2 separate regions of the Homo sapiens genome follow, and region 1 is linked to region 2. Evidence: chromatin loops called from intact Hi-C (ENCODE). Cell type or tissue: PC-9. All regions are shown on one strand. Links, peaks and the distances in the headings refer to the core of each region. The heading gives the core; the rest is flanking DNA.

Region 1 (12,249 bases), core at 2,793-10,792, 120 kb before region 2:
AGAACAAATAATCACATTTTCATGCTCATCAGATAATAGGCTTTGCTAGGTGCTGTCTGCACTTTTTTCTTTTTTTTTTTTTTTTTTTTTTTTTTTTTTTTTTTTTTTTTTGAGACGGAGTCTCGCTGTGTCTCCCAGGTTGGAGTGCAGTGGCGCGATCTCGGCTCACTGCAAGCTCCGCCTCCCGGGTTCATGCCATTCTCCTGCCTCAGCCTCCCAAGTAGCTGGGACTACAGGCGCCCGCCAACACACCCGGCTAATTTTTTGTATTTTTAGTAGAAACGGGGTTTCACCGTGTTAGCCAAGATGGTCTCGATCTCCTGACCTCGTGATCCGCCCGTCTCGGCCTCCCAAAGTGCTAGGATTACAGGCGTGAGCCACCGCGCCCGGCCTGCACTTTTTTCTAGAGGCCTCCTACCTGACATTCAAATTTGCCAGTAGAGTTTCTCTTCTTACCCCATAACAAGATTGTTTGCCCCAGTCAGAACTATTACCCCAGGTAAAAAGCCCTTTCCTTTGCTCTGCCCAGGAACTTTGTCAAGAGGAATGAATAGAAACCCCCAACATTCCCTAAGTTGGGACCTTGCGCTCTATTCTCTCAGAAAGCTCACAGTCACTGCCTTTGCTTCTCAAACAAAGCTTGTCTAAGCAAAGTAAAATTCGGCTCTGAGAACAAAAGCTTTGGGAACCAAAGGACAGTTGGCACCTCATCGCATGCAATAATTGTATACTTTTCAACACTGTGTGCTGATGCAATCTTTGCTTATTTAAAGCCTGGATTTCCTAGGGTTACTTGTACCTACTAGGCACTGAGACGTATTTGTTGGAGGAATGGTGAAATTAACAGACTCCTCTCTAAAATGAAAACTGTTTGTCAAGAGAAAAACCACTCGGTTATTTAGCTCATTTTATAACTGCATCTCTGTTTATCTAGTTGATTTAAGGAGGCACTCTGCTGTAACTGGAACAGCTCTCTTTTGAATGGTCCACCCTAATAATACCTTATGGCTGAGCTCTGAAAATCTTCAGGCCAGCCAACCCCAGAGGCCCGGCAGTCGGCTTGCTCGGCTTCCTGCCCACACTTAGCACAGTGCTGAGGTAGCTTTAGCCCGCATAGTACTCCTGGCCACACCATGTTCTTCCAAAGAGCTCAGCTCTCTCTGCCTCAGTTCCCTCATCTATAAAATGGGAGTGTTGGGAGGTTTAAAGAATACATGCGAGTCACTTATCGTGGTCTCTGGCACCCAGTAAGTATTCATTTGATGTTAGCATCTATTATTATCTTTTTGTGCCTCTCACTTGTATTTTTGTATCTAGCTTTTTCAGTCTTTTATTTTCTACCCTCTCTTCTTCATGGCTTTTTTTCTTTTGTCTCTTTTCTACCATCTCTTTCTTCTTCTCTCATTAATTATATGTAAGAGAAAATGAAATAAAGCCTGATGGTTATTTCCTTGAATGTATTCCATCCTGTAGCCAATACTGGTTTATACCCCTCGTTTGTTTAAAAAGTAAATGGATGACTTAGATGATTTAGATTTAGATTTCACACATTTTTCTCCTAGCTTTTAAAAAGTACTTTCTATTAAAGCTGTCATAACAAATGACCACAAACTTGGTGGCTTAAAACAACACAGATTTATTTGCTGGTGGTTTTGAAGGCTGGGAAGTCTGAAATCAAGGTATGGGCAGGGTTGGGTCCTTCTGGAGGCTCTGAAAGAGAAACTGCCCTGCAGCTCTCTCCTAGCTTCTTGTGGTTGCGGCAGTCCTTGGCGTTCTTTGTCTTGTAGACACACCACTCCAATCTCTGCCTCCATCTTCATATAGCCTTCTCTGTATGTCTCTGTATATCTGTCATCTTCTTATAAGGTTGCCAGCCATGGGATTTAGGGCCCATACTAATCCAGTATGATGTCGTCTTAATTATATCTTCAAAGACCCTATTTCCAAATAAGGTCATATGCACAGTGACCCAGGGTTAGGAGTGAAGCACACCTTTCGGGGGATATACGATGCAACCCGTTATAGGAACTGTAATTGACATTTTCAGGAACCCTCAATAGGAAGGATCTCTAGCCTCACCCTAAAGGATGCATTGTCAGTAATGTTAAAGTTTACAGTTTCATTAAAGATTTTTATGTCCATGAAAAAAGGTCTTTAGATGTAATCTAATTGCTCCTAAGTGTCAACCCCTTGGTCCAGGCATAACTGCTGATTTCCATGGCTATTGATTTTAACATCTGTAAAGAAAAGTTTTCATGGATTTTTCTTATCAGTGCTTCATTGCTCTGATAGAAAGTGGTGAAACTTAGTTATTCTTTGTCTCTTATCTTTACCAAGCATTTCTTCATTAAAAGAGGCACCAAAAAAACTTTAAAATAGCTGGTGAGCTTCCATTTTTAGTAGCAAGTTGAAAGTGTCTATTTGCTGTAGCTGGTTCATATTCAGAGTATGTGTTATACTTTATAATCAAATTTATGATGTAGCTATTAGTTCACACTAATATGTGTGATTGATTATGCAGGACTGGGCAGGTAATGTGTGAGACCTAGTATAAAATGAAAATATGAGGTTCTTGTTAAAAAAAAAAATTGAGACTTTCAAAACTATGACAGCAGCACATTAAACCATGCTAAGGACAGGGCTCTGTGCAACAGCGCAGGTCACATGCGCCCTGAAGCTGACCCTGTGGTGATGTATAAAAAAACAGGAGTAAAAGACAAGCTTCTGTGAGCATTCAAAGAGGAGGGGGCTCCCTAGTGCTGGAGATCCTGTGTAAGAGACAGTGTGGTTGTTCTCTCAGCCTTAACCAAGAATCCTCGTGGGTAGGTGGAAAGTTGGCTGAAGCCCAAGTAGATAAATAGATCAAGGATGGTTATACAGGGGAAAGAAAGAGCACCCGGGCTATGCAAACAACAGGAGTGAGAACTTGGAGTCAGAAATGTGCCAGGAGCGAATAAGGTGCAGGGGAGAGACCTCGGGGACAGAAAGGAGTCCATCACATTTAAATCATCAGTTGGGGTGGGCCAGATGGTGGAAAGATGATGATTCCTGGGCCCTGGAGCCATCAGAGTCTCCTGAGCAGGCCCTTCCCCCACTCAGCCTGCTGCTTCTGTTCCCAGCCTCTCCAGTCTGCATGGGGATCTGCATCACTCTTTCCTGCCAAATTCTCTCCCACCCCCATGCACTTCCAGGATACCCTTCCTTCTTCCCGATATGGAATATGGATGGAGAGCAGAGGCCCAGAAAGTTCTAACCCCCCTCACTGTGTGTTCCCCACTCCCTTTCCACCCCCCTTCCACCTCCTGCCCAGCCTGTACCAGCTTCCCTTTTCTCCCTAGCGCTGATCACCAGCTGACATCGTACATATTTATGTGTGTGTTTGCCTGCCTTCCCCTTACCAGAGGGAAACTCCCGATGGGAGGGGGTGGGGAGAGAGGGTTCGTGGAGTGGGGATTTTTGTCTGTTTTATTGACTGCAGAAACCCCAGTGTCTAGAACAAGTCCTGGCCCACAAGCTGTTCATTCACGTTGGCAGAAAGCAGGGGACCGTATCTCCCTACAGTTGAGCTTTCGGAGCCCTCTCCTCACTCCCTGCCCTGCAGTTTGCCCTCTTGTGCGGCTTGTGTGTTGTATGCACCTGTGTTCATTGTACTAGAGTCCTTCCACGGAGTGGGCCCTTGCCAGGGTCATCAGATGGCGCAGGAGAGATGGAGGCCCTATCAGGATGTGTCGGGCCAGCTCTCAATCCCCATTTGCCAGGGATGGTGACTGTGCAGTGCTACCCCGTGTCTGATCCATGGGAGCGGGCGGGTAAGGGGGAGGAGGGATCTGTCCCAGTTCACTACAGCTGTCCTGTGTGGCGCCTTTCAAAAGCATCCCATCAGGACGTAGGGGAAATGGTTGCCCTACTTACTCTTATATGTCCCCCACTCTGCTGACAGACTGAGGATGCACCAGGAGCACCCCGTTCCCATGGCACACCCCATCGCGTGTGCTCTTGTAGCATGCTCCTTCTCAACATGCAACCCCCACCCCGTGCTATCCTGGAGGCCAGGACTAGAAGTTCAAGAAGCTAAGAATATGTCCCCACGCTCCCACTAAAACACCTGTCCAGGACGTGGCAGCACCACCACCTCCCAGTTTGGATTTGAGGCTCCTTGATGATTTCTAGGCCTTTCATTCATTTTTGCATTCTTCTCAGTCTAGTGGTCATTTGCTTTGGAAGAAGACTTTTTGCTTCCCGCATGCAAGCCCCTCTCTCTTCCTCTTCCCCCTTGACCTCATAAAAGTGTGTCAGCCCTTCGTGTCATTCCCAGCATTTTGTCTGCCTTGCCTTCTTATCAAGCTCCCAGGTGTCTATCACCCTTTTCTGTCCATCTGATGCTACTTCTGTGCCTGGAGAACAGGGATGGCTGGATATTGCACCTGCAAATTGACACAGGCAGAAATTGGCTTCAGAATGGTTGGGGGCTTGTTTTGTTTTTTTTTTGTTTGTTTGTTTTGTTTTGTTTTTTAAGTTAATAATCAGAAAAGGCTGTTTTGCCAGAAACAAGTCTGGAAAGAAAATTCAAAACAAAGGCAAAACTCATCACCTTAAATATAAAATGAGGGACTCAAAGTGAGACTGGAATAAACAGGTTTGGAAATATATGGCTTTATTAAAAAAATGTTGTTTCTGCTCCCAGAGTGCTATGAAGAGGAGTTGTTTTTGTCTACCTCCTAATTCAGCCTGCTCCACATTATAATGATTACAAAGTCCTTGTTTTCAAGTAATATAACCCCTGGAAACTATCTTAAGCTAAATAGACTATTATACAGGATGGTCTCATAAAGCCTCCAGGGAATACTCAGAACTCAGGGACGGGTGGAAACAGGAACTGGGAGTATACCTGGAGCCAGTTTCTCCCTCTCTTCCTCCTTCCCTCCCTCCTTTCTTCTTTTTCTCCTTCTAACTCCCTCCCTCTTTCTCTCCCCCTCCCTCCTTCCTTTCCCTCCCTACTTTCATTATCTCTTCCTTCCTCTGTCTCTCCTTCTCCCTCTCCTTCCTCCAGAGGCATCCAGTAGAGGCCAGGTGTGCTACTAAACGTCCAGGACAGGCCACCACAACAAAGAGTTGTGCAGCCCTAAATGCCAGTAGTGCTGAGACTGAGAAACCTCACTACTGGCAATGGGGAGCCACTCGAGGTTTTTGAGCAGGGAAGTGTCAAAAGGATGTGGGTGTCGATGTGCTCATAAACCTGATCAAAGTTAAGTAGCATGAGGACATCTTACTTTATGCAGTGGGGAGACTCCCAGAAAGCTTTGAGACAATCAATATTTTAGAAATGCAATCCTATCTTAAACTAGGGCAGCTGCTAATGAGAAGTCCAGGGATCTGTGGTGCCCGGTTTGAGAAACTCAGCTCTCCTGCCCCATCTCCTTGGCCAGCCTTTCAGAGGGAACTCAGAGTGTCTGTCATAGATTGATTCACCTCTGCTGTGTTTTCGTACATCTGAAAAGGGTCACTTCAAGGTTAGGACTTCATCTGGTCTTGCAAAAGGGGAGAGTTCAAAGTTTAACCTAATTTTTCATATGAGATGAATGTCACATGGTTGTGGGAAATACAGTAAATTATAGGAAAAGTCCTTGGCAGAGATCTGGAAGCCTTGACTGTGCTGCTGACCTGGGTGACGCAGGATAGGCTGCCTGCCCTCCAGCCTCTCAGTTAACCCTGGGCAAACACTAGACTAGACCTCCAGAACCCAGCCACATGTAGCTGGAAGGGACTTTAGCTCTCTCTTCTGTGAACATAAAGTAGCTAAACAAACAAACAAACAAACAAACTGCCTCTGACCCGAAGATTCCTTTTCAAAGCAAAAGAATAAAATTCTGATTTTTAATATGAATAATAAAATGACAAATTGAGGCAATAAGGTTTCCATCTATACCACTGCTTCTCAATAAAGGAAACTTCACCCCCCCACCTCCCCCTGACCCCTGGGGGACATTTGTCAATGCCTACAGATATTTGTGATTTGTCCCAGCTGGGAGTGCTACTGGCATTTAGTGGGTGGAGGCCAGCGATGCTGCCAAACATCCCACAATGTACGAGGCAGACCCCCACAACAAAGAATTTTCCAGCCCAAAATGTTAATCAGTAGTGCCGAGGCTAAGAAATCATGATGTATACTGGTAAGAAAAAGCAAAAATTCTCAACTGCAGCATGTCATAAACGGTACTTTTCCTTCTTACAGTTTCGATCCCAGGCTGAGCTGATATTAATACATCTGGGTGGTGTCTACATTGACCCATCAAAACATATCTGGTATAAAACCACCAGAGAATACTGCCTTCCAGATTCAGCAGCTATGAGACAAATAACATCCTGTTCATTTAGAAAGAGCTGTGTTGAGAGATACTTGCTAAATGCCTGAGATCTTTCTGGATGACTCTTCTTGCTCTTGTTTTTGCAAAGTAGCCATTCCTGGGCCATTTGTCAAACATACCTTATCTCGTGTAATATCATCTTTTTTGTTTGGTGTGGTTTTTGAATTCCAGGCAGACCGTGCCTAGTGTAATAGTCTTGGACAGACATTCTTCCTGTCTGGAGTATTTTCTTCCTGTCTAGAATATTTTAGTTACTGCCCTCAAGTTTTCAAACTGTTCTTTCTCTAAAAAGATATTCTTGCAAATCAGTGAACTTCAGAAAATGGAAAAAGCCGACCAGTGAATTTTAAGATACGGTATATTTCAATGAAAGAGTAGACATAATAAGTAGAAGCCAAATAAAATGGGCTCAGAGCATGCCCTCAGCATTTACACGTAGCCTTCTGTCTAGAGATTGTCCTTGTGGATCCAAAAGAAAATTGAACAATATATCGGTCGTGAAAATAAACAATGGCCCATCACCAAAAAGGAAAGTAGGCAATGGGCCTAAAATAATGTTTCACTTTACATCCTTGCTCTATTCTCATTTTGTTTTATTTTTTGGGGACTGTGTGGGGACACTGGGTGCTACTTGCTCTTCGAGACGTCTATGCATTTATTTGGCTGGACAGAACAGATCAAAGGCAGTAGGGATACTTGTTGGGAAAGGATGTTGGTAAATATGGACAGTGATAATAAGCATTAAAATGCAATCCTGATGTGCTCAATTATTTTTAAAAATATTGGCAAAAAAAGTGAAATTTTAGAAAATCTGTGATTAGCCTATCCTGTTTTTCCTGAAACAATAGGCCAGTTTATATTTTGTCAATATGCATTCTGTCCACGTGTAGTAAACATGTAGCCACTCACTTAATTTCTAAATATTGCATTTTCATTTTTACCCCAAGATATAGGGATATTTAAGATGAGGTTATTTCATCCACTCAAGATGTTTCAGAGACCAACGTGATGTCATTCCTTTTTTTTTTTTTTTTGAAACACCATTTGCCAGAAAAGAATGCCTTTCAAAACCTAAGCCCACCTTCATTGGCCTTTGGTTATGCTGTTTTCTCTTCTGTAAATGTCTTCCTCAAGTCATCTGCTCTCCAGTCAACACCATCACTTCCCCACCTGCTCAATCTTTCCCAGGCTGGTGAATTCCTATCCATCCTTCAAAGCCCAGTTCAATATCCCCTTCCGCAGACTTCTAGGAAGAATTTATTATTCTCTCCATTATACTACCATAGGATCTCCTACGTGTTCTGCTGTATCACCTGACACATAATTGCCTGTTTATTCTTGTAGATAATGAGATCCTTGAGTGCAGGCAGTTCTTATTCCTCTGATCTATTTCAACTTTGTATATCCAAGGACTAGTACAGGGCCAAGTTCAAAGCAGGCAATCAGCATGTAAATATCAAACAAACGAGTGAATAATGAGTTGCTGGAAAGGTGGAAATAAGATGAAAATAGGATATAATTCATCTGTCTGACATCCTTCCCCCATTAATTTGTAATGCCACTTCTGAGATATACCAAGTATCCATATATGTGTGATTTGGTTTCTTGTCTTTCCAGTGTATACTACTGGTACCAAATGTACTGTACCAAACATACTGGGCTTTGGCTCTCTATTTGAAATGTTATTATATTATATTCAGAATATGGTATGTATGGTATCAGTTTTTTGTATATGTTGAAGCTTAATTTGTGGTCAATTGATACGAATATTCCAAGTGGTTTTGAAAAGTGTGTGTGTTCTTTGAATGGCTGGATATGAGATCCCTTTCGTATTCATAGATCAACTTTAGCTATTTGATCTACTAGTTTCTGTGAAAGATGTCAAAATCATTATGATTGTGGATTTGTCAATTTATCTTTGTAAGTCTTTCAATTTCGCTTTATATTTTTGAGACCATATTGTCATATAAAAGCTCAAAATTATATACTTCTGGTAAAAATAAATCTCTATTATCTCTATCACTAATAATGCAAATATATATATTTGCTCTATTTTGGGTTTCTATTGGCTAGTTTGCTGGGTATGGCTTTCTTTCTTACATTTCTCTCATGTTATGTTTTAGTTGTGTTTCTTGAAAGGATTTTTAAAATGTTATCTAAAAATCTTTTTTTGTGATGAATTAGAGCCACTTATTCTGATTAGAGTTGTATAAGGATTTTTTCTACAATCACTGTACTTTTCTATTGCATCTTTTTTCTCCTTCCCTGCTTTTTATTGGTTTAATTAAACCTATATTTCTTTTTCCCTTATGTATTTGTGTGTGTGTGAGAGAGAGAGACAATCTCAGTCTGTTGTCCAGGTTGGAGCACAGTGGCGCCATCATAGCTCATTTTAGCCCTGGACACCTGGGCTCAAGCCATCCTCCCATGTCAGTCTCCTGAGTAGCTAGGACTACAGGCATGTGCTACTATGCCCAGCTAAATTTCAAACTCTTTTTAGAGATGGAGTCTCACTATGTTGCCCAGGCTGGTCTCTACCTGGCCTCAAGTGATCCTCCTACCTTGACCTCCCAAAGCACTGGGATTACAGGCATGAGCTACCACACCCAGCCATATATTCTTTTTGATTAATGGATTTCATCCCACCCTTTTTTAAATTATCAAAAATTTAATACATGCATAATTGACTTCAAATATTCTTCAGTTAATTAGTAGCTCTTCTTACATTTCCCAAATTAAGAGAACTTTAGACTTCTTCATCCCCTTCAAACTTCCATGTCATTTTTTTACCCCATGTTTAAGTCCCCTACAGTTAGTCATCTTGTTATTGTTGTATGCAAATAGGGCATGATTAGATTGACCCACACTTACCAGTTTTCTTGCTCACCACTGCTTCTGGAAATCCTTCCTCCTAGATTCAATTTGCTTCTCACTGAAGTATATCCTTTAGTATTTCTTCAAGTGATCATCTGTGATTGGAAACTCTTGACATTTGTCTGAAAATATCTTTATTTCACCCTTACTCTTAGATGATAATTAGCTGGGTGTAAAAGTTAGGTTGGCAGTATTTTTGTCAGAGCACTTTGATGAAATTATTCAATAATCTATTCATGTCTTCCTGCTGAAGAAAACTCTATTTTTACCTATTTCTCCCCTTTCAAAGATAACCTGTTTTGGTTTTTGTTGTTGTTGTTGTTTTAGGATTTTGCTTTGTCTTTTGGTATTCTGCAATTTCAGTATAATGGCATAGATACAGATTATTTTTATTTATCTGATTTGAGTTTCATTTAGCTTTTTTTTAATCTGAATATTTTGTGTCTCACTACGAATTCTGGAAAGATCTCAACTGTTCTTCTCCTTAAATATATATTGCTTCCACAGATACCCTAAACTCCATCATTTCTCAACTTCTGAGGATCATCACTCCTTTGCTTATCTTTTCTCTCTTCTGCATTTCCAGTCTCTTACCTATTGTATCAAGTTCATCAACAAGTCAACTTGCCTTGGTGTTTCCCATCTTTTAAAAAAGTCCTTCCTTGACTCCACATCTCCCTTGAGCTATCCTCTGTCTCTGTTGAACATCATAGCCAGCCTTCCTGATAGAGGAGGTACCCACATATTTCTCTACTTCCTTACCTTCTTCAGTTCAGTTGAGTCTTACTTCTACCCTCAGCCATCCAAAGAGATTGCTGTTGCTAAGGTTGCTAATGACTTCCATGTATCTGAGTCAATATTTAGTACTTATTTCATTGAACCTCTTATCAGCATTCAACATAATTGACCATTCATTCCCTAAAACATTCTTCACCTCTTGGCTTCTGGAACACTTTGTTGGTTTTCTCTAAATGTTTGAACACTGAGTGCTCAGGGATGAGCTCTCTTTTGTTTTCTGCTCCCTACCTTTAATATAATCATGTGCTATATAACAATATTTAGGTCAAGAATGAACCACATATATCATGGTGAACCCATAAGATTATAATGGAGCTTCCCTATGTAAGTGTACCATTTTTTATCCTTTATACTGTATTTTTACTGTACCTTTTCTATGTTTAGATATGTTCAGGTACATAAATACTTACTGTTATGTTACAGTTGCCTACAGTATTTAGTAAAGTGACATGCTGTAGAGGTCTGTAGCCTAGGAGCAATAGGCTATACCATATACCCTAGATGTGTAGTAGGCCCTACCATCTAGGTTTGTGCAAGTACGCTCTATGATGATCCCCCTCAATGATGAAATCACCCAAGGATGCTTTTCTCAGAATGTAGCTCCATCATTAAGTGATGCATGACCATACTTTTTGTTCATTCACACAATTTTAAATATCATCTATTCATCATAGATGGTGAAATTTATACCTCTGGTCTTTGCTCCTCCTCTGACCTCTCAAACTATGAGTTCCTGCTTGACACTAACACTTGGATATCATAGCAGCATTTAACCCTAACCCATCTAAAATGGAATTCTTCACTTTCTCCCCAGAAGAGTGTCTTTCCCATCTCAGCAAATGGTATCATCATTTACCTAGTTCCTAAGCTAGAATCTCAGAGTCATTCTTGACTCCTGTCTCCCTCAAAGGCCCACACTTCTACTGTCAGGTCCTATAAATTCTGTCTTCAAAATATACCTCAAATTCTTCCACTTTCCATCTCCACTGCCAGCATCCAGGTGTTAGGCTCTGTCATTGTTCAACTAGACTACAACATAGTTTTCATATCTATTCCACTATTAACACCCTCTCATTCATTTTCAACACAGTTGTCAGAATAATCTTTTAAAAAAATCTATGTGAAGTCCTCCAAGAACTTCCTACTGTACTTAGATTGAAACAAAATCCACACTCATGAATAAAGCCTTTAAGGCCCTGTGTAACTTTTCCTATCCTACCTTCAGCTTCACTCCAATTCCTCTCCCCGCAACTTTTGGTGTTCTGGCCACCCTGGCCATCTAGTTCCTTCACCACACCAAGTTCTTTTGCTCCCGCAAGGCCTCCATATATTCCTTCTGCTGGGAATGATCTCTGTCCCTTTCTCTTTCCCTGTGGAAGAGAACTGGCTCTTCTTTTACATCTGGTCACCTTCCAAAAGAGGCTTTCCTGACCATTCTGGTTAAGGTTGGGCCCCACTTGGTCTCTCTAGTAGCAGCCTCATCTTTTTTTCTTCTGTAGCCCTTTTTATACTTTTTTTTTTCTGGAGTTGCATTTTACATATTATTTTATTATATTTAATTGATCTTCACAGCAGATTAACAATTGACTTTGCTGCCATAATTAAGAGCATTTCTAGTAAAATATTAAGAAATGTATGATTGCTGAATTTAGAAAATGTCCAACTTTAGATAGGATACTTTACTGAGGAACTCTTTTAGTACTGCATTCAATCTTGGTAGGCCTCTAAGTGAATTATGACATTTGGCCCTGTAAGTCCTTCTGGGATGAATTCTCTGCATTCCTGTTAAAAAATGCTTTGTCATTTCTTAGGGTCATTCCCTAGAAAAATGTTGAGAAATTTTTGGCATCATTTTCAAAGCAGGAACTATATAATAGGCAGTTTGCATATGATAAACTGAAATACCAGAAAGACTACTATAACTTCGCTTTATTACAGAGTTATAAGTTGCTCTTTTTTATTTATTAACTAGCTTATCATCTTTCTCTGCTTTTACTCATTGGTTTCCTTAGAAGAGATCCAGATCCATTTTGTTTGCCTCTTTATGTACACCCAATTACTAACATGTATGAATAAAGAACTCAAACTGAGGCTCTTTTTTTCTTAAGCAGAACTCGGATGAACACCTTTCCAAATTGTGACCACACTCATCATCCTGCTTTTTTGTTAAATAAAAGCAGTTTGTAAAAAAAAAAAAAAAAAAAAAAAAAAA
Region 2 (12,249 bases), core at 2,088-10,087:
AATTAAAGAAAGAGAAGTCACAGGAATGTAAATTACATATCTTATGGAACAATTCTGATAGACCTATGGAGATTTCACTGGCTGAAAGCAGTTGCAGTAGGGAGCACAAACCCTCATTGGCCAAGAGTGAACAATTGAACCTGCTCTGTTGATCTCCTTGGCTGAGAGTGTAGAGCAGTACAGAGTTTGGGGGAAATATATCATGGTATACTGAAATGGATTTATATGTATTTAGGAATATATTTGAGAGGCAAATAGTGTCATTTTGAATCATTAAGGAAGATTAAATATGTTTCTAAAATCCCATTTTTGGAAAAAACTACTATAAAAATTCTTATAATAATGTCAATATATGCAAGGAAAACTATTTGGAGAAAATTATACCAATCAATTAATAATAGCTATATCTTGAATATGATAATATAATTTTGCTTTTTACATTTTATATTGATGCACTATTTGAATGCTTTTTGTTTGTTTGTTTTTGAGACAGGGTGTCTCTTTGTTGCCCAGGCTGGAGTACAGTGGCATAATCATAGCTCACTGCAGCCTGGAACTCCTGGGCTCAAGTGATCCTCCTGCTTCAGCCTCCCAAGTAGCTAGAACTACAGGTGTGTGCCGCCATGTTTCACTAAGTTAAAAAAAAAATTTGTAGAGACAGGATCTTGCTACATTACTCAAGCTGGTCTTGGACTCCTGGACCCAAGCAATCTTCCCACCTTGGCCTCCCAAAGCACTGGGATTACAGGCGTGAACCACCATGCAGGGCCCTATTTGAATGTTTTATAGTGAGCATGATTACTTCTGAAAGCATACAAAAAAAGAAATAATGATTTTTAAAACATTTTCATAAACAACTATACACAAATCATTGTGCCTGTTTCTGATGATTTCGCCGTGACAGACTCCTAAGAGTATGATTTTGTATGCAGAAATATGCAATCTTTAAGTCTCCTGATATATTGTGCTGTGTAGTTTTTCAGGATGTTGGCCAATTTATGCTTCCATAAGCAGTTATTCACTCATTTCTTTATTCATGAACCCAACAAATATTAGTTTGTTGTCTGATGTGCCTGCTACTCTGCCTAGAGCTGGAGTTACCATGGTAAGCAATCCAGACATGGTATCTGCCCTCATAGGGTATATACGTATTAATCAAATGGATGTGTAATTTTTAAAAACTGTGATAAATGCTATGAAGGAAAGTAAGAGGTGCTATGAGAGCCCACTGATGGAGTAGATGGAGAACAGGAGTGGAAAGCATCCCAAGGGCACTCCCGGGGTTGGAACACAAGGCACACACACACAGTGGCTTGGGGTGAGAGGCCGATCATATAAACACAGAAAACATGAAGGAGAAGGTATAGTGAAGTAGAAAGGTACAAAATGGTGTGTCTCAATAGAGACGGTGTCAAAAACATCATTTCAAATGGAATTAATGATTCAAAAAACTATGGATTAAATAATATTGCTAAAACTACTATAATTTTTAAATGTTAATTTTTATATTAAAAACAAAATATAGTTTATATAGAAAAACAACCATAAAGAATAAAGAAGTCTAAATAACAGAAAGCATAAAAAAGAAATAAAACTAATCATACTAATTGCAAGAATAAGTATAAATGGATTAAAGTCTGAGAGTTAAATAACAAAGACTTTTAAAATGCAATCACAGTTACTGCTTATAAGAGGCTTGAAACAAAATGAAACAGAAGAAAGCAAAGCAAAATTTTTTAGAGAACAAAGTTAACTACATGGAGGAGGTTATATTAATTCTAAACAAGATCTAATTCAAGTAAAAAAAATATGAAGTAGGGTCATATTAACATTATTAAATTATATTATATTATAGAAAAATATGCCCCTGTATCCAAGAATCTTTATCTATATATACTTTATCTGTATCTTTATACAGTACCAACATGTATAAAGCCAAATAGTTCATATGCATGAGAAATCAGAGGATGACTATTATGGAGGTTATTTCACTATATCACTTTCCATATCTGACAGTTTACTAGACAAATAAAAAAAGGTTATTGAGTATTTCAATAATCTAGTAGATGTATAGAATTTTCTATCCTATCAAAGTCCCTACCCTACAAAGAGAGAATATACTATTCATTCAACTATTTATGAGACATTACAAAAATTGTGGTAACAGTGAGACTTCTATGAGTCCATAAGAAAAATTCTTAAAATTTTCATAAAGCAGAAAGCATACAGTCTACATTCTCTAATACTAGAAAATTATAAATAAAGAAATAAATTTTAAATTTGAAAAGCTATTCTTGGAAATTGACAAAAATCTCTTACATAACAAGTGTCAAAAAGAAAGCAAAAATCACAATTAAGGATGGCAAAGAGAACTCTATATTCTGTTATTCCTACTTTTTGGTGGGGGTAGGGCTGTTTGAGTCATTGATTTCCCAACCAAAATGCTTGTAGGAATTTTTAAAAATTTATCCTTGTATTAGGGATTTCCAGAGAAACAGAATCAATAGCATGTATGTGTGTGTATAAATATGCAGGGATAAAGAGATTTATTTTAAAGAATTGGTTTACATGAGCATGGCAGCTGTTAAGTCCAAATTCTGCAGCGCGAACTGGCAGGCAGAAGGCCCAGAGAAGAGCTGTAGCTTAAATCCAAAAGCAGTCTGCTGACAAAATTCTCTCCTTTTAGCAGGAGGTCAATCTTTTTTCTTAAGGCCTTCAACTGACTGGATAAGGTACAGCCACATTATGGATGGTAATCTGCTTTACTCAGAGTCCCATCCAAAAAATACCTGCGTAGAAACACCTGTGATGTTTGACCAAAGATCCAGGTACTATGGCCCACCCAAGTTGACACATGAAATTAACCATATCAATTCTTATAATTCAAAACACTTGCCTGTATGTTCCTAGCTTTGGACTTCTTTTCAAAATAAGCCCTTCTTATCTGCATATGTGGAGAATTTTTCACATCAGAAGAGTGTTTTTATAATTATGTTGAATGCATTATTTAAAAAGAGATATTTGCAGAAGAAAAAGAAATTTGCTATAAAGCTCTGAAAAGAAGTCCACGCCTATAGCACACAGGGTGAGTCAGAGGGTGTGGTGAGAGAACAGAAACAGAAAACTGATAATCACTCAACAAGCCAAACAAAGCAAATGCCCTGGAATCTCCATTCTTCTTGCCCAGGGACAAAGGCTAATAAGGGATCTGGTGTTTCAAGGCTAGTATTTCATCCCCTGCACAGAAGAGGTCATGAGCCGAACTACGTGCACAGTGTGAGAACACAGCATTTGCACCAAGGCTGGCCTCTCCCTCCATCCACTGCCCTCTCTCTGGGTCAGGCCTGGGCTATGTCTGGCCTTCATCACTGCAGGAGCCTCGGAAATGTACTCTCTGACAAGTCATTGAGTGTAGCCAGGGAAGTGTCAGATTAATGCTGATATGTCAGGTCAAGTCAGGCAGCAATATTTCTCTGTGTCTTACAGGAAAAGTCCAAGCTCTTTAGCTGCACCCTAGATCTGCAGTAATCCAGACCTCGGCCTGGCCAGCTGGTTGACCATTTTCCTGTCCATGAGTCCTCATTCTATTCACTGGTCTGTCTATTCAGTGTACCCCAAGTGTGTGTTATACATTCATGCCTGAAACTCCCATCCCTTTTTTCTCCTCTTCTGCAGGTCTCTATGCCCTTCCCAAACCTTCAGACCTTCAGACCTAGCTTGGTGCTTTTCCTTGAGCATCCTAGCTCACATCCTAGTGAGACCGCTCCTGGGGCTGCCGCTGCTGGCACAGATGGGTGGGGCTCATAGCACATCCCTAAACCAGGCGCTGTGCTAGGTGTTTCCTTGTGGATTCTTTCATTTCTTATTACATCTACACAACAATCCTGTGTGGCAGGTGTTGATATCGTAGTGGCAAGTGGTAGAAACCCCAACTCAAACTGGATTCACACATGAAAAGGTGATTATTTCATTTAAATGAAAAGTCTAGGGAAAGACATGGCTCTAGTGATGCACTGGGAACTTTCTCCGTCTCTCAGCTCAGCTTCCACAGAGCAGCTCTTTTCTAGGTTTAGAGAGAGGCTGCAGAAGCTTCTAGCTCTCAACTCTATCACCTGGACAGCAGAAGGCAGCCTGACTCTTTCCCAGGCTTCTCAGCAAAGTCTCATTCTGTCTCCGTGGTTACAAACAGGTCATTTGGCCATCTCTGAGTCAATCATTGTGACCAGAGGAATAGGATTGGTGATTGGCTTTGCCCAGTTTCATGGGTCCTGCTCCCTCAAAGGACCCATGCTAACACAGGGGAAAGAAGTGGTTCTGACAAGAGAACTAGAATTGCTGGAAAACTACAAACCACACGTCATGTTGGTGTCCATGAAACATTTTGACAGTGAAAGAATTTCTGCGCACTAAAAATAAAATGGGTTCTGCTGTCTCGACAGCGTGGGGAATATCTTCAATAAGTTTGAAAGAGCGAGAACCAACTGGAGGTTGGCCACCAGCAAGTATTTTCTGGAGTTGTCTTCGGTTGGACCAGAAGATGAAACATGAACTCCGTTTCCAAATCAACTTATAAAGCATCATCTAAAGCCTTCTAAAATGAGATTATATTTTAATGTGGGAACTAGTGCAAAAATGGACTTAAAGTTTGGTCATTTTCTTCAAAGAATTACCTGACTGGTAATCTGTGTGAGATCTTTTCAATTCGTCCCAGGCTACTGTGATATGGTGGTATCAGAGTTCCTGCTGAGTAACTTTTCTTCGAGAGGTTGGCTACTTAGCATAGGGCAATTGTAAAGCAAACTTGCATGCCTCGGGCTTTGCTGGTGACTGTGACTATGAGCTGGCAGTTGTTTCTTTTCTTGTGTGTGCTTCAGCTTCCAACTCACTCAGCACTTTTTGTAGGTCTTGAGTCAGTCTTTATCACACTAAACAATTTCTCATCTTGGCTTTGCAAATTGCTCTTCAAAACTAATAGTAAATTAACCTCTGCAAGAAAGCACATGAACTAATTCACATGTCCGTGGGCCAGGCTCCACCTGAATTATTGCAGAAATGCAAAAGAAGTTTTTTATATCATAATTGTATCACTAATAGCATGGTGTCAGGCCCTGGACTAAGCTCTTTATGTGATCTCACCTCTTTTATACAGGTGCTCTCTGAGGTACGTACCTAACTTGGCTCCACCTAACAGATGAAGGAACTGAAGTTAGGAGAGATTGTCAGTTACCCAAGGCCACAAGGTTAATATTCAGACCCAGACTGTCTAGCTTCTGGCTCCTTAACAAACATTCTAAAACAATGAGTTATCAGGCTTTTGAGACAATGAATACACACGAAAACAACAACATCAATAGAAAGGGGAGAATAATGGGGAACGAAAGGAGCACTTTGATTATTCACGCACTGGTACAGTGAGGCGTATTTTCCCCCAATCTCAGGAGAATACAGTACTTCATGCTTTTAGACTGAGTTAATGGCAGATATTTAGTTAGGTGGTTGCAAGGGTATCATATTCTCAAAGTGGCGAGTTCTCGGAAGGTTGACTTCTTTTCAGTTTTTGCCCTCTGTGGCCCATGCAGTGAATGCCTAACCTCTCCTCTCCACCCCAGTACTGAGGAGGTGAAATCTGCAGGTGTTGGCTTAAAAGGCAGGAATGTTTATTTCGTACCTTAAGTGGCCACAGCCTCTTCTTCCTGTACCTACCTGCAGCCCCGAGTTCAGACCACCAAGTGGATGGGGTGTGGGTAAAGACAGCCAGGAAGCTTGTCACAGCTGGGTCTGTTTTTTATATTTATAGGAAACAAGGTGGCTTCAGAAAGGACCCTGACGGTCTGGGAGACCCTCTTGCTCGGTTCAGGGCAGGCTTCCTCCCCTAGAATCCTAACAGGCAGTCCTATCCTTGGTCTGTATCTTCCCAGAGACAGACAGCTCACTATCTTGAAGAATTAACCTTGAGCCTAAAAAGTTCTCATGTCCCATGAATCGCTTCTGCCTCAGCATTTTCAGAGTGAAGAACAATAAGGACGGGTACCTTCCCTCATACTCCAGACCTTTTAGTGACCCTAGGCTGTGTTCTCAGTCATCCGACCTCCGCAACGCAGGGAGGAGACGGTATCTTGGATAGTTGAAAGGCAACTGGGTGTGGTTTGTTTATCTCTGGCATTCACAAGCTGGGCAGCTGGTGCCTTCACCTGCTCTGTGGACACAGCCCTCAAAGCCTCTTGGTTTGCAAAGGAAAGGCAGTCTCTCTTTCAGTGTTTTTGTTTGTTTGCTCCTTAGCATGAGAAATTAAAATAAAGCCCTCCTTTTTTAGTTGAATATTAACCCACTTCCCCTTTCCTTTTCCCCATCATGCTTTTATTCTGTCCTTCTCTGACCATCACTCAGTCTCTCTCTTCGGAGGGATCCTTCCTTTTTTGCTTGTCTTTCACTCTCCTTGTCTCTTTCCTCTTCTTTGTACCTGTCTCTTTCCACGGACTACATTCCGTATTACTTATCCTGCAGGTCTAGATGGAATGTGTGCCTTGTTCCTAGAGTAATGGCAGTGCCAATTATTCATCCCAAAATGACTGGGCTTAAGCCAATTGGAGTGGAATCCACAGATTGAGTCACCAACACTTAGGCAAGCGTTGAGGAGACGGAATGGTGGTAAATTCCAGGATGCTTTTAGGCGGCAAAGGAAGGAGTCCCCAAATTAGTGCCACCTAGCGGTTTGCTAGAGTAAGGTCTGCAGCCCAGGTCATCGAACGCACAGAGGAAGGTAATGTTTGGTTTTGTAAATATATTCTTCTTCCATGGCATGGCAGTCCCTGTGCCCTGCAAAGTGTTTTGTCATGATCTTGTTGAATCCTCACATATTGTAATCTCCCTGGAGTGAGGCACCGAGGGATGAAATAATGAGTGGGACTGGGATTCTAACCCTTGCTCCAAAGCTATTAATAGTACTCTTTCCACAACACACACGAAGGAAACTAGAAAGCTACAGAGATGCAGTTTGTACAATTTGGACACCAGAATTTAGCAGGAGTAATACTTTCTCATGATTTTGAGTAGATGCCAAGATGTTCAGAAATGATGTAAGAGAAAGGTTTCATAAATTTAAAGTTGGACAGTAGTGCATGTTTTAGATAGATGGACTTCTATTTCCACAGTTAAAATTGACAGAATGTATAAGATCCACATCTGTTTATAATAAATACAGTATCTCCCTAATACTTCATTTTTTAAGTGGAAAGAGTGTTGACATTTCTGGTCCCAGAATTGTGTTCAGCTCTTTTTTTTTTTTTTTTGGAGAGGCGGAGTCTCACTCTATTGCCCAGGCTGGAGTGCGGTGGCATGATGTTGGCTCACTGCAACCTCTGCCTCCCAGATTCAAGCAATTCTCCTGCCTCAGCCTCCTGAGTAGCTGGGATTACAGATGCCCGCCACCATGCCCAGCTAATTTTTTGTATTTTTAGTAGAGACAGGGTTCTGCCATCTTGGTCAGGCTGGTCTTGAACTCCTGACCTCAGGTGATCCACCTGCCTTGGCCTTCCAAAGGGCTGGGATTACAGGTATGAGCCACCGCACCCAGCTGTGTTCAGCTCTTTTTTCCATCAACAGTGAAAAGAAAATACCACCTCCACCATTGTGGTTTTTGAGATTATTGAAGTCAATTAAATGTCAACATTTACCAAAAAATAACCAAAAAAAGATAGGCTGCTTTAGATGAAATAGCATTGAAGTTTATTAAACTTAGACAACAGAAGACTCTTGTGTAAATCCACATAAACAAAACCAGAAGTTCCCTCAGAAGACCCTCACCCGGATGTACAGGTGGAGTCTAGTGGTCTTTGAACTAAATGTGAGAATCACTGGGCCAGAGGCCTGGCCTGAGTGTAAGAAAGAGGTTAAGAATGGATTCTGTGAACTTCCAGGTTGCCATGAAGGTCTCTCAAAGGCTTTTGCCTCAGGGCCCGTCTCTCTGTGGCCCTGAGGAGAAGTAGCCTTCTGCGCAGCTGCCAACCAGGCCCTGGGAGGCACAGAAAGGGTTCTTTCTCACATCTAGCCTCACAGGGGCCCTGCTAGACCCCACAGGACATATTTATGGCTGTCCTCTTTCCTGCTATGAGGGGAAGAGAAGTCTTCCTCATTGTGCTTGTGTTGATAGCCTAGCACCCTGGACCCAGCACTTGGCTTTACTTGGAAAGAAAATTTATCTGTTGGTCGTGTGAAAAATTCCTCTAGATGGACTTCACTGGGGCTCTGGTTTTCTGGGACTCCCTACCTGAGTGAAGAGAGAGGTCACTTCTCTTCTACCAAAGTAGAAAACACTTTGATATGTAATGAAATGGAGGTTACTGGGTAACTTCCTCTTTCTAAATCTCAGTGAAATTCAGTCCTGGTTTATTAATAATCCCATAATGCTTCACTTCAGATTAACTGACACTTGAAATGATGCTCTCTAATTTCTCACTAGGGTATGAGAGACAGAGAAGTTGAGAGAAAAAGATTAATAGAGAGAGACAAACAGACAATGACAGAGAGAAAACCCAAAGACAGTAATTCAACTGACTCATGAGTTCAGCTGAGTTATTATTTTTAATGTTTTTTGCAGGAACAAACATCAAGAAAATGTTTTGCAACTCCTTCAATCTTCCAGGCAACGATTGCTAAGTGTCCATGTTGAAAATTCATTGAGATGGGTTCATCCACCTGGTCACCTGGTGCATCAGCAGCTGATTAATAAATCCTTGAGCAACTCTTTGGTAAACCCTCCATGTAAGGAAAAGGTAAGAGAGAGAAAGAAAGAGAAAGGGAAGAGGGAATAGAGAAAGGAGAGATGGGGAAAATGTGGAGGGAGAGAAGTGAGAGAGTCGTAGGTTGGAGGAAGAAAGAGAAGGGGAAATGCAGAGAAAAAGGAAGATAAGAGAAAGTGAGGAAGGGAAAAAAGACAGAAAGAGATGCTGAGAGAGAAGACAAAATGAAAAGAAACAAAGAGAACAAAGAAGCCCATGGTATCCATCTTTCCAGCTGTCTCCCTAAGCAAACTTGCTTGCAGCAGCCCCTGGCAAGGCCCCGGTGCCCTAGTTGCATGATAATGAAGTCAGAGTGGCCGGGAGTCTCTGTGCTCTGGAGGGCTGGGCTGTCTCTGATTTCACAGCCTGGCTGGCCAAGCCCAGCCACTGGGGGCCACTGGGAGCAGACATGTTGCCTGGCATCTGCTGCATGGCCTTCTCTTATTCTCTCTGGGTCTGACACGCCCTCATGGGCTGCAGGATGGACAGTTCATGGGAAGGCAGTGAGAAATCCCACAGGAAAGTAGGAGTGGGTCTTGGGTTTCCAGCTAAACTGTCAATGTCATGAGAACCTCGGTAGGAGTGTTGGATGTCTAGCCCTTGGGAGGACAGCAAAGAGGGGGGAATACAATTGAGAGGCTGACCAAAGAGAAGCTTCTGGGCTTTGCTGTCTCTGTTTTCTCCCAGTGAATAAGAACTCTTTTCCCCTTTAATTTGCTTTGCCAAAATTGAGGACAGATGCTGCTCCATGGTGATTCATGTGGAAACAAGAACTTTTCTCTTCTTTCTTCCCACGCTGCCCCCTGGCCACCACAATTTACAAGAAAGATTGGCTCAAGCCTTTTAAAAGTTTAATAGAAATCCAAAGTTGACTGTGAATCAGAGAAAACAAAAGACATTAAAAAGGAGAGAGGTTAAAGAAGAGAGAGAGAGAGATTTTTTTAAAGGGTCAGGAGACACAGAATATTTACATTTCAGGTACCAGCTTTAGCCACACAGCCAATAATGTGAAAACAGAGAAGAGCCAATTGTTTTTCACCTCTTTCTCTTTTGTGCACTAAATCTCAAGCAACTATCTCATCAGAATCCTAACATTTCCAAGCTGAAAAGATCCTCAGAGATCATGTATTCATTTTAAGCTTCTCATTTTCAGGATACAAAACATGAGGCCAGGGAGTTAAATCCCTTGTCCCAGGCTGAGCAGCTTTTCCATAATATTGGCAGCTGAGCGGGACACACCTTGAGTTGCACAGACCCAGGCAGCTGAATGGGTCAGTGGAGCAATGACAATGGGGTTGAATTCCCGCAGAGACCACTTTCTGCATTTGGATACAAAGGGAAGAAGGGAGGGTATAGCCTATTCTCATGAGCTTTTCTCTTAGTAGCAGAACATTGTGGGAATCTGCCTGTACTTTTTTAGTTCCGCCATATTATTTTACCCAGCACTGTTATCAGGTGCTAATGGAGGTACAGAAAGAAAGAGAGGTATTTGGTGGTCTATAGATCCCTCTGTGGCCATGGAGACACTAGCACCACTTTCTCCACCATTGATCTCGAGGAAGTTGTCTATTATTTCTGGCCTCAGTTTCCTCATCTGTAAATTGAACTCTGGAATTCCTATTTGGGCAGTATTTCTGTAAGTTGACATTAATCCAGGGCATAGCATTATAATTGTCACATAAATATTAAGCATTTAATCTTGGTGCCAGTTACTTTTCTTAGACAATGTTGTAAGACCTGTTTTTGTTTCCTGGGCAATAAATGCCTGTTGAATGAAGAAATGAATGAATTTTTAAATTCCTAATGCTGAGTCATTCCAAATTGTTCTCCAGTGTTCGCTTTTAGTGACCTTGAATATAACTAGCATTCTTTCTGCTTTTAGTGTTTTCTCACAAATAAGTTTGGCAGATGACAAAAATTCTTTTTTTTTTTTTTTCTGCAGCTTCTCACTGTTGATCTGGCTGGAGTGCAGTGGCGCGATCTTGGCTCACTGCAAACTCTGCCTCCCGGGTTCAAGTGATTCTCCTGCCTCAGTCTCCTAAGTAGCTGGGATTACAGGCACCGTGCCTGACTCATTTTTTTTTTTTTTTTTTTGTAGAGATGGGGTTCACCATGTTGGCCAGGCTCATCTCGAACTCCTGACCTCAAGTGATCCACCCAACTCAGCCTCTCAAAGTGCTGGGACTACAGGCGTGAGCCACCATGCCCGGCCAACAAAAATTCTTATAAAATGAGAATTGGGTAAAGGTCAGTCAGCCTTCACTGGCTCCTATCTCCCTGGGAGTAAAAGCCAAAGTCATGACAATGCCTACAAGGCCACACAGGATCCACATGGCTATCACTCTGACCCCACTGCCTGCTGCTCTTCCCCTCCACTATCCCTAATCAAGTCACTCTCCTACTTGCTCTACCTTGGACAGCCCAGGCAGGCCTCCACCCCAGGGCCTTTGCACTTGCTGTTCCCCCAGCCGGGACTTCTAGTCCTCCATGTGATCTTCTCCCTCACTTTTGCATCTCAGCAGTTCCTCTCAGGAACATCAGATTTAAAATGGTTCCTCCTTACCCACTGCCCCAGCACTCTGTTTGCAGCTGCAGTTCTCAGCTCCACCTGCTATACCATGTAATTGACTTATTATCTTGTTGATTGTCTGTCTTCCTTCTCCTAGAATGTAAGTTCCATGGAGGCAGATAATTTTGTCCATTTTGTCATGGCCATTTCCCCAGTACCCAGCACAGTACTTAGCAGACAGTAGATGCTCAATGTGTTTGTTAAATTAGCAAATCTTGTAATTATGCACTGCTTTATTTCTCACTCAAAACCTTAAAAAATGAAATAAAGAAAGAGAAAAGGAAAGAAGCAGGGCTGGTTCCCATTGATTAAATGGTTCCTATGTGCTCGTTGTAAGTACTTTACATGTATTTATTCATTTACTGCTCAACAGCTGTATGAATGAAAGCCTGTGAGTTCCATCTCCTTGGCTGTTTCCTCTGAACACTGGCAGACTCCTGGGCCTCTTCTCTTTGGTAATTATACTCACTTTCTAGGGGATCTCATCTGGTCTTGTGGCCTCAAATGTCATCTACGATTATCAAATGGATCTCAAACTTAACATGTCTAAAATTAAGCCCTTGAACTACACCCCCTCATCACTAAATTGTCTCCCTCTCTAACAAGGGAAACCCCATTCTTCCGTTTATTCAGGCTGAAAACATGGGAGTCATTCTTGATTCCTGTCTTCTCTGTCCCCACACCTAGGGTTGTCAGATTTATCAAATAAAAGTAAAAAACAGGTGCTTTATTTTATCTGGCATCCCTGCCCACATCCAATCAATCAGAAAGTTCTCTGTATCTCCAAAATACAACCTGAATGCAACCACTTTCACCACCACCACCTCCACCCTAACATTACTGCAAGAGGCTCCCAACTATCTCTTTGCTCCTGCCTTTGTCCTTGATGTCTATCTTCTGATA

What was found. Peaks named below come from ENCODE experiments on the same cell type or tissue, not always from the same donor. Only the 100,000 strongest peaks of a DNase experiment are listed, where the experiment ranks them.
Region 1: a loop joins it to region 2, with 6 times the contacts of the local background. A loop is called at or near these places in 2 of 110 quality-filtered maps.

Annotation. Positions count from the first base shown.
Region 1 is chr7:29,482,729-29,494,977 of GRCh38, forward strand. All of the region lies in intron 7 of CHN2 (chimerin 2), which reads left to right. Among named protein-coding and RNA genes, the nearest start is that of PRR15-DT, 75 kb to the right of the region's middle. In PC-9, for the core only: no CTCF peak of the experiment used is centred there; a DNase peak (open chromatin) is centred at 6,463; H3K27ac peaks cover 997 bases.
Region 2 is chr7:29,603,245-29,615,493 of GRCh38, forward strand. No RefSeq gene overlaps it. Among named protein-coding and RNA genes, the nearest start is that of PRR15, 46 kb to the left of the region's middle. In PC-9, for the core only: CTCF peaks have their summits at 6,724 (motif pointing left) and 6,923; DNase peaks (open chromatin) are centred at 3,157, 4,827, 6,137 and 6,597; H3K4me3 peaks cover 1,985 bases; H3K27ac peaks cover 5,645 bases.